Linked DNA regions of Homo sapiens: region 2 is linked to region 1. A link is an interaction called in ENCODE POLR2A ChIA-PET data of the cell type or tissue named here. Cell type or tissue: PC-9. All regions are shown on one strand. Each heading gives the region's core, and the rest is flanking DNA. Links, peaks and the distances in the headings are about the cores only. Region 1 overlaps CUEDC1 (CUE domain containing 1). Region 2 has its middle 22 kb from the start of SRSF1.

Region 1 (5,380 bases), core at 145-5,144:
TGTCCCATGCAGAGGTGCAGAGATTCATTATTGTAAGTGGGGTGACAACATGGTGAGGGGTTGGAGTGTGGGCTCTGGGGTAGAATCCTGACCTGGTTACTCCTGGCTGCGAGACTTGGGGCAAGGTATTTAACTCCTCTGTACTTCAATCCCCTCCTCTGCAAAATAACAGTCCCTACTTCATAGGATTGTTGTGAGGATGGCATGGCACCTGGGCCAGCTCTCTGCTATAGGGTTTGTGCCCAACCTGGAGCCTGGCTGAATGCAAAGCGTTCGGGGACTTTCCCGCAACGTCTTAAGCTGTTGAGTGCTGTGCACACGTAAAGCACAATCATTGTGGACAGTCAGTGTGGTCAGAGTGAGAGGATAATCTATCTTGGGATTCTCAAATGACTAGTATCAGCAGATCCTGGCTACAATTCACAGATGTTTCCCCTGTGGAAGCTGGGTTTTCATCCTTGCCTTTCCTGTTCATCCTTCCTCTTTAGTTATTTTGCACATGCACACAGGTTCACCATACACAAAGGTAGCATGAATCTCAATTCAACCCGTGTCCGGGCTGTGGGTCTGCTAATCCCCACAACTCTGCTGTTAGGGATACACAGACCTTGCAGGACGAGTCAGTCATATGTTTGCCACCAGCAAGCAGTGTTCAAGCACTACCTGAATGTATCATCGTTTCTCTTTTTGAGATGGAGGTCTCGCTCTGTTGCCCAGGCTGGAGTGAGTGGTGTGATCTCAGGTCACTGCAACCTCCGCCTCCCAGGTTCAAGCACTGAATGCATCATGGTTTTTTTTGTTTTTTGTTTTTTGTTTTTTTTTTTCTGAGGTGGAGTCTCGCTCTTGTCTTCCAGGCTGGAGTGCAATGGCGTGATCTTGGCTCCCTGCAACCTCTGCCTCCCTGCAACCTCTGCCTCCTGGGCTCAAGCAATTCTCCTGCCTCAGCCTCCTGAGTAGCTGGGATTACAGGCACCTGCCACCACGCCTGGCTAATTTTTGTATTTTTAGTAGAGATGGGGTTTCACCATGTTGTCCAGGCCGATCTTGAACTCCTGACCTCAGGTGATTAGCCTGCCTCGGCCTCCCAAAGTGCTGGGATTACAGGTGTGAGCCACCATGCCCGGCCAGTGCATCATATTTTAATGATGATTATCGAAGAAGCCAAGGGACTGAGAAATGTCTAGCTGCTTCTGGAAGATTCTTGCAACTGCTGGCTGCTTCTCATGCTGTTTTCTCATATCCCTTAAGTCTAATTAAACTTGCAACCCATTTGTAGGCTGGGGCCGTTCCGGCTACATCCTCTATACAGCCCAATCCCTCATGCCCATTCTGTGTTGGGAGAAGGGGAGCACACCATTCACACCTCCCAGGTGGCTGCTTCCCTGTGACAGACAGAGTAGGTGCAAGTTTGGGCTTGTGAGGTGATTTGGCAGTGCCTTTGTTTGATGACTGTTGACTAAGCCCAGGTGTGCAGACTCAGTGTTTACAGAGTCCTGGTTGGCTCACGGCTGGGGCTGGAATGAAGAAAATAAATATTCAGGGGAGGGGTAGGTGGCATGGATGATCCAAAAGCCATCTGTTTAGGGCCTAGAGCCAGAGGTAAGGTATTTTTTCAGGTTTCCTTAAATCAACTAGACAGGAACTTTATGTCATGAGTGTCTACAGTGTGCGCTGGCTGCTACAGGGACCAAGCAGTCTGTGAAAGTCAGTTTGTATACCTGTGGACCAGCTGGGAACCTAGAGTGGACACAGAGAATGTTGGAGGTGAAAAGAGTCTTGGAGATTATTTAGTCCTACCCTCCCATTTTCCGGATGGAAACCTGGAGGCCCAGTAGGTAAAATGATGTGTCCGAGGTCACTTGGCTAGTTAGTGATGGGACCAAAACCAGCATCCAGGTCTCTGAACTGCATCACCTTGCAAGAGAGTGGTCCTCACAATTTACTGTGTATCAGAATGACCCAGGGAGCTTGTTAGAAAGCACATCCCCAGAGCATGTTCTCAGAGATTCTGATTTAATAGTGGGTTAGAGAATATGGGTTCTTAGCAAACACCTCAGGGGAGTCTGAGGAAGGTGGTCGCCACCGTCCTCTGAGATACACCTGCTATAGTGCAAAGAACATTTGACTTCTTAGACTGATGGAAAAGCTCATTGCATTTCCTGAAGCCTCATCAGTAGCAGTGAGCAGAACAGGCAGAGATGCAAACAGCTTTAAAGATGAGAGCATGAGGGATTAAACCCAGGCTTTAAAATGCATTGCAAGTAAGTGGTATGTCAGGAGACTTGACATGTACATGCAATTTCAATGTGGCGCAGTCCTGGACAACCTCTAGGTCACACACGACTCAGTGTATCTATCTATAAAATGGTGATGATGATGGTGGAAGGTAATAACCTGCACTACTACATTGTCACGAGGATTAAATGATGTGATGCACGAGAAGTACTTTGCCTAGCACTTGGTAAATGGCAGCTTCTCTGATGATGCATAATTGCTGGGGGTGGATGAGGGCAGGTTTCTGTTTAATGCCTTTACATAATGGACTTCTGCTGAGGGTTTCATTTGAAGAAAGGGGTTCTGGTTCTGTAGCTAAAGAAAGTGTACAGACCCTTCCATCCCTGGGGGACTAGGATGCAGCAGGCTGTTTCTGCAGAGGGCTCATCCTGGTTTGTGCCTAGAACAGTGGTGCCTTTCTCTGGTCCTGACCGGCTCCCCCAGCCCCCACCTATATCCCTGGAAGATTTCAATGATCAGACCAAACAGGGACTGTTTCTCTCCATTTTCTAGAAGTAGAGATTGAGGCCCTCGGGAGGCGAAAGGAAGCTGGTTATGGGACCCCTAAAAGCTCTTGCCCCCTTCCCCTGATTGTTAGATTTGGGGCTGAGGCTACCAGCCCCAGCTGGCCTGAGGTCCTTCCCTGCACTGCCTTCTAGGAGCTGGGCCTGCAGGGAACCAGGAAGCTGGTGTCTTGGCCAGGGTGTGCCACTTCCTGGTTCTGGCCAGTTTTGCTGCAAGTCAGGTCAGCCTGACCTTACCAATGCTGTAAAACCCATTCTGGGTGCAGATGGGGGAAGAGAGGGATCCCAGGGCCTCATCTGGCCCTGCTATCAGCCTAATGAAGGGGGTGGCTTGGAGGGTGGGCTGTGGGAGGGCTGAGGGTGCTGTCAGTGCGCACTAGCGAGTGTGTATAGAAGAGTGACTGTAATTTTAAAAACATAGCTTCAGAGTTGGGCGAAGAGGGGAGTAGTACATTGAGTGCCTGGGCTGTGTGGGACGGTTCAAAAAAAATCCTAAAGTGTTGTCTGTGTCCTATGGCTGCGAGGGCCTGGGAGGAGCATGTGGCACTGTGCAAGTGAATGGGGTTGAGTGAGCTGGTGTGTGTGGCAGTGAGTGGGAGCCTGTTAGCACATGCAGGCATGTGAGCTGTGTGCTGGCATGTGCTGCTGTATGTGCCCATACAAGGAGAGAGCACTGGCCAGGAGTCTCACGATCTGGGTTCGAATCCCAGTGCTGCAGCCACTGGGCTCTCTGACCTCTGGCAACATGCACCATGTGGAAGTGAAAACATGAGGTTTCTCCTGCCTCCCTAACCGTGGCAGCTCCAGAGTATACGTGTGGGCACGTGGGTATGTGGATGGGCAGGAGAGGGGACCTGGGCAGCTGGGCTCTGGGCGCCCCTGACTGTGCAAGGGGATCGCTGCTGCTACACAGGCGGAGCAGGGGCTGAGGCCGGGTGGAGGGAGCAGTCTGTGGTTGGGGGGGTGCAGCTGGCCCAGCAGTGAGTGGCTCTAAATTATCCCATCTGCTGTCTGGGCTGGGCCCTTCTCACTCTGGGTGGAATTTCTGATGGTGTCCCGGCTGCCTGAGGCGGGCGGCCTCCCAGCCGCAGCTGCTGCCTGCTCTTTTGAAGCTCAGCCCTGGGCCAGCCACCCCTCCCTCCCAGCCTCTGTTCCTCTGTCCTGGGCCTACATTCCTCAGCTGCCAGAGAAGGCATTTCTGAGAGGGCCACTCTGCCTGTGCTCCTGCTGCCCAGAGCCCATGGAGCCCCTCCCTTGGGGGACAGGCCCCTTCAAGCCACCTCCTTCCCCTGGTTAGGAGTGGGCACCCTGCATTATTCCAATCACTTCTCCTACCCTTGGAAGCTTAGCTGGAGGGCAGGGTATGGGCAGGAATGGGCACAGGGCTGCTGGCCCAGCTCCCTGCTCCTCCCTTGGGGTCCCTGAGCCCTCTCAGCCTGAGGTCCTGGAGGTCCCTGAGTGGGGAGGCCTTTGTGCTCCACATTCACTCCCTTCAGGGCTGGATTCCCAGGCCAGACGCCTGGGCCAGACTCTAGAATCAGCCCCTTGGAACTATGTGGCCTTGGGGTGTGAATGGCCCGTGCTCATAGAGTCTTACTAACAGCTGCCTCTGACTGACAGCTTCCCTTGTGGGGTGCTGTGCATGCCCACCACAGTCAATCCCCTGCAGGAGCGCCATCTGAGAAGGTATATGTATCCCCATATTACAGATTGCTCAGAGCAATCCTGCTTGCCCCATAAGCTGCAGGATCAGGAGGTAAGCAGAGGACTGCCCAACTCCTGACCACTCAGGCTAAAGCCCCACTCCTGACCACTCGCTCCATGGCTTCCTACCCCAGACATAGCACCAGTAAACAACTTGTGGTCTCCCCTCCACCGGCAGCTTCCTGGCCAGACCCCCAGCCCTGTTGTGCCCCAACAGGCCCTCCACACTGTGGTTCTACCTCTGAAACAGCTATGCTATGAGCCAGCACTTTGTCCACTCGGCCCTCATTCCTTCCCTGCATCCCCAGCAGGAGGCAGGTGAGTCCCTGACCAAGGTTGGAGGGTGCACCATGGGGTGCAGTGACTGAAGAAAGCCTGCCTAAATGATCAGAGCAGGAAGGATTGGGTTGGGATTCTTAGGATTGAAAAGGTTTTAAAGCCCTGGAGGCTCTGGGGTTTGCTTTCTTAAGATTTTTTCTACCACAATTCAGTTTTTATTTTTTTAGACCTAGTCTCGCACTGTCGCCCAGGCTGGAGTGCAGTGGTGCAATCTCGGCTCATTGCAACCTCTGCATCCTGGTTTCAAGCGATTCTCCTGCTCCAGCCTCCTGAGTCGCTGAGATTACAGGCACCTGCCACCACGCCCAGCTAAGTTTTGTATTTTTAGTAGAGTCGGGGTTTCACCATGTTGGCCAGGCTGGTCTCAAACTCCTGACCTCGTGATTCACCCGCCTCAGCCTCCCAAAGTGCTGGGATTACAGGCGTGAGCTACCGCGCCTGGCCATAATTCAGGTTTTGTAAAATTTTGTTTTAATTAGAGAGTAAAGACATTCTAGAAAAACTTTTTTTTTTTTTTTTTTTCATTGAGACCAGGCTGG
Region 2 (5,380 bases), core at 122-5,121, 130 kb before region 1:
TAAAAACCTTAATCAAAGTTCTCCATGCTTAGGGATGTAAATATGTTTTTGTTTGTTTGTTTGTTTGTTTGAAATGGAGTCTCACTCTGTCACCCAGGCTAGAGTGCAGTGGCGCGATCTCAGCTCACTGCAACCTCCGCCTCCCAGGTTCAAGCAATTCTCCTGCCTCAGCCTCCCAAGTAGCTGGGACTATAGGCGCATGCCACCACGCCCAGCTAATTTTTAGTATTTTTAGTAGAGAAGGAGTTGCACCATGTTAGCCTGGATGGTCTCGATCTCCTGACCTCGTGATCCGCCTGCCTTGGCCTCCCAAAATGCTGGGATTACAGGTGTGAGCCACTGTGCCTGGCTGTAAATATGTTTTTAAAGATAACTTAAAAAGTGAAATAAGCTGAGTGCAGTAGCTCATGCCTGTAAAACCAACACTTTGAGAGGCTGAGGTGGGCAGATTCAGAGTTCAAGATCAACTTGGGTAACATGGTGAAACCCCATCTGTACAAAACAAACCAAACAATGACAACAGCAACAACAACAACAAAATTAGCCAGGTGTGGTGGCATGTGTCTGTAGTCCCAGCTACTTGGGGGGCTGAGGTGGGAGGATGGCTTGAGCCAGGGAGGCTGAGGTTGCAGTGAGCTGAGATGACACCACTGCACTCCAGTCTGTGCAATAGAGTGAGACTCTGTCTCAAAAATAAAAAAAATAAAAATTTAAAAATGAAATAATAATTTAAGGCTTAACAACAATAACTATAGTTCCCCATCAGTTCCTAGTAGCATGCATTTCCAATCTTTTAGTTCTAGTAATTACTTCCATATTTCTATAGCATATTGCTCTCTTGTTTCATCAATTGCAGACAACATCTATGACTTCCTATTATGGTAGATGAGAATGTTTAACTCTCTTACAGCCCCCATCCTATTTCCAAATATACTTATATCACAATTTTGCTTGGATTCATGTTTTACTTTTTATTTTTTTTTTTTTGAGACGGAGTCTCGTTCTGTTGCCAGGCTGGAGTGCAGTGGCGCGATCTCGGCTCACTGCAACCTCTGCCTCCCAAGTTCAAGCAATTCTCCTGCCTCAGCCTCCTGAGTAGCTGTAGGGACTACAGGCACGTGCCACCCCGCCTGGCTAATTTTTGTATTTTCAGTAAAGACGGGGTTTCACTATGTTGGCCAGGATGGTCTTGATCTCTTGACCTCATGATCCACCCGCCTCAGCTTTCCAAAGTGCTGGGATTACAGGCATGAGCCACTGCACCCGGCCCATGTTTTACATTTTAATTATGATGATGATGTAAATATTGCTCAAGGTTGAGCCAATGTTTTACTATGATTTTTCTTCATTTTTTGTTCATTTGGTTCTCTTAGAATCAATATTGCCTCATTGTTAAAAATAAACTCTTAAAATTTTAGAATAGTTTTAGTTCACAGAGTTGTTGAGAAGATAAAACAGAAAGATCCCATATACCCCACACCCAGTTTCTCATATTACATTAGTGGGTATATCTGTCACAATTAATGAAACACTAATGATACATTGTTATTAACTAAAGTTAATACTTCATTCAGATTTCCTCAGTGTTTCCCTAATGTCCTTCTTCTGTTCCAAGATCCCACGCATGATACTTTGTTACATTTAGTTGTCATGTCTCTGTAGACTCCTCTTGGTTATAATAGTTTCCCAGACTCTCTTTGTTTTTATAATGTTGAAAGTTTTGAGGATTACTGGTCAGGCATTTTGTAGAATGACTCTCAATCAGGATTTGTCTGATGTTCTTGTAATTAGACAGGGGTAACATTTTTGAAGAGGAAGATCACGGAAGTAAAGTGCCATTTTTATCATGCCATACCAAGGTTACGTGTTATCAATATGACTTATCATTGTTGATGTTAATCTTGATTGAATGGCTTGATGGAGTTTATCAGTTTTCTTCACTCTAAAGTTACTTTCCCCTTTTCATTTGTCTTTTTTTTTTCTTTTTTTTTTAGATGTTGTGTCGCTCTGTCACCCAGGCTGGAGTGCAGTGGCGCGATCTCCGCTCACTGCAACCTCCGCCTCCTGGTTCAAGCAATTCTCCCTGCCTCAGCCTCCCAAGTAGCTGGGACTACAGGCACCCACCACCACACCTGGTTAATTTTTATATTTTTTAGTAGAGACAGGGTTTCACCATGTTGGCCAGGCTGGTCTTGAACTCCTGACCTCAGGTGATCCACCTGCCTCGTCCTCCCAAAGTGCTGGGATTACAGGCAGGAGCCACCACACCCAGCCTGCCCCCTTCATTTCTATACTGTACTATAAAAGAAAACCACAGGCTGGGCTCCTAATACATTTAATCATGTATTTATATCATTTATACTTTGGTGATACTCCAATACTACTTTGTGTATTTTTTTTCTTTGTTATTTCTCAGATTGTTTTAGCTTGGGCCATTGGGTGCTCTGTCAGTTGGGTCCTATATCCTTTATACATATCCCCATTATTGTGGTGGTTTTTTTTTTTCTTTCTTTCTTTCTTTCTTTCTTTCTTTTTTTGAGACGGAGTCTTGCTCTGTTGCCCAGGCCGGAGTGCAGTGGTGCGATCTCGTCTCACTGCAACCTCCACCTCCTGGGTTCAAGCAATTCTCCTGCCTCAGCCTCCTGAGTAGCTGGGATTACAGGCACATGCCACCACCATGAGCTACCGTGGCCGGCCTCATGGTGGGTTTTTAGTTTGGTTTTGGTTTTGTATGCACTTTCTTACTTTACGGCACTAAAAGATGCTCCAGACTCATTACGTATATTTCCTGTCCCAGTCCTACAATCAATCATTTTTCCAAGGAACCCTGGCTCTTTTATTGGAGAATGGTATTAGAAACCAAGATCTGGGTGCTAGGTGTGCTCATTGCTACTGGGGTGTCTTGCTTCTAGGCCCTCTCAGCTGACAGAGCAAGGAGAGATATGTGTGTATACTAACATGTGTGTGTATATATATATATATGCATATTTATAAATATATATATATGTAGCCATCTGTGTTAGTCAGTTTTTGCATTACTAAAAAGAAATACCTAAGGCTGGGTAATTTATAAAGAAAAAAGATTCAGTTGGCTCAAGATTCTGCAGGCTGTATAGAAAGCATGACACTAGCATCTGCTTGGCTTCTGGTGAGGCCCCAAGGAGCTTTTACTCATGGTGGATGGTGAAGCAGCAGCAAGCATGTCACATGGCAAGAGAGAGAGCAAGAGAGAGAGAGAAAGTGGGAGGTCCCAGACTCTTTTTTTTTTTTTTTTTTTTTTGAGGCAGAGACTTGCTCTGTCACCCAGGCTGGAGTGCAGCCATGTGATCTTGGCTCACTGCAGCCTCTGCCTCCTGGGTTCAAGCAATTCTCCCTGCCTCTGCCTTCTCTGGGTGGCAGTGGGGCTTCTTTCTGGCAAAGAGCTTTAGGAGTCCTTTTATTAAATCCTCATGGTTTGGTTTTGTTTAGTTTTGTTTTTGAGACAGAGTCTTGATCTGTCACCCAGGCTGGAGTGCAGTGGCACAATCTTGGCTCACTGCAACCTCCACATCCTGGGTTCAAGCGATTCTTCTTCCTCAGCTTCCCAAGTAGCTGGGACTACAGGCACACACCACCACACCTGGCTAATTTTTGTATTTTCAGTAGAGACGGAATTTCACCATATGGGCCAGGCTGGTCTGGAAACGGAGTTTCACCATATTGGCCAGGCTGGTCTGGAACTCCTGACCTCGTGATCCGCCTGCCTTGGCTTCCCAAAATGCTGGGATTATAGGCGTGAGCCACCACGCCTGGCCCCAGGCTCTTTTAAACAACCAGATCTCACATGAACTAACTGAGCAAGAACTCACCCATTATCACAAGGACAGCACCAATCCATTCATGAAGGATCCACACCCAAGACCCAAACATTTCTCATCAGGCTCCACCTCTAACATTGGGGATCTCATTTCAACATGAGCTTTGGTGGAGACATACATCCAAACCATATTAAGGTAAACACGAGTTCATGCTGATTTCTCTAATTCTAATTACCACACAGATTATTCTAGCCTCTGCCTCTTGCTTGTCTGTAAGCTTTCCTTCTAACAAAGAGAACCCCACTTTCACCATTGGCCATCCATTTTCTTAATTGTTCAATTCCAATATACATGTATAATGATTTTGGAATTCTTAACCTGTATCCCTGTGAGAAACAACTAGTTTTTTTTTAATTAACTAGTATATTTACGGTGTTTATATAGAATGCCTTTTGCCTTATAATTACAGACTCCACTCATTTCCAAAGTTACAGAGGTCAGACCCTTATTCCCTCATCCTCTCTGGAAAGATTGCTTTGTATGTTCGCAACACATTTAGATTCCTTTGTCACATTCTGCATTTCGTGCTGAGTTCCCCCAACCTCCTAAATGATTTAAATTTTCATACATTAAACTTTACTTTTTGTATAGTAGTTTTAGGGTTTTAACAAATGCCTAATGTCTCATGTTCACTATTACAGTGTCATGCAGAATCATTTCATCTCCCCAAAAAACCCTGATTGCTTCACCTATTCAACCTTCCTCCTTGAGACCCTGTTGACCACTGATCTGTTTACCATTTCAGTAATTTTGCCTTTTCCAAAATGTCATATAATTGAAATACAGCATGCAGTTTTTTCAGACTCCTCTCTTTCACTTAGCAATATGCATTTAAGATTTTTCCATATCTTTTCATGGTTTGATAGCTCATTCATTTTTATTGCTAAGCAATATTCCACTGTATGAATGTATCGATCCCATTTTTCATGCACTTAGATTACCTTAAACTTATAGTTAAATCTTGCAACACTACCCAACATTGAAGTGTTTTCATGCAAGTTTTACACGGTCAGTTGGTCAATGCTGTCAGATGATCTACCAGTTCCTTCTCTCCCCACCTCCTGCCCAGAGATACCACACCTGCAGTTTTCCATGGTCACCCCTCCAATCTAAACTAGCAGTCCTTGGCCAGGCGTGGTGGCTCACACCTGTAATCCCAGCACTTTGAGAGGCAGAGGCAGGCGGATCACCTGAGATCAGGAGTTTGAGACTAGCCTGGCGAAAATCCATCTCTACTAAAAATTCAAAAATTAGCTGGGTGTGGTGGCACGTGCCTGTAATCCCAGCTACTCAGGAGGCTGAGGCAGGAGAATCACTTGAACCTGGGAGGCAGAGGTTGCAGTGAGCTGAGATGGCGCCACTGTACTCCAGCCTGGGCACCAGAGTCAGACGCCGTCTCAAAAAATATAAAATAAAATAAAAAATAAAATAAAATATAGAATAGAATAGAATAAAATAATAAAATAAAGCAGTCCTCTAACGAAGCTATAGAATCGTTGTCCTGGATCTGTTCCTTGATATCA

The links. ChIA-PET counts read pairs that join two places held together with the same protein. Peaks named below come from ENCODE experiments on the same cell type or tissue, not always from the same donor. Only the 100,000 strongest peaks of a DNase experiment are listed, where the experiment ranks them.
Region 2: POLR2A ChIA-PET joins it to region 1 with 10 read pairs; 4 of 35 experiments call an interaction of 5 or more read pairs at or near these places.

Annotation. Positions count from the first base shown.
Region 1 is chr17:57,897,638-57,903,017 of GRCh38, reverse strand. The region is part of intron 1 of CUEDC1 (CUE domain containing 1); the gene reads left to right. Among named protein-coding and RNA genes, the nearest start is that of CUEDC1-AS1, 12 kb to the left of the region's middle. RefSeq lists enhancers at 788-837, 2,482-3,152, 3,153-3,824 and a silencer at 3,756-4,050. In PC-9, for the core only: no CTCF peak of the experiment used is centred there; DNase peaks (open chromatin) are centred at 1,547 and 2,997; H3K27ac peaks cover 2,341 bases.
Region 2 is chr17:58,026,615-58,031,994 of GRCh38, reverse strand. No RefSeq gene overlaps it. Among named protein-coding and RNA genes, the nearest start is that of SRSF1, 22 kb to the right of the region's middle. In PC-9, for the core only: no CTCF peak of the experiment used is centred there; no DNase peak of the experiment used is centred there.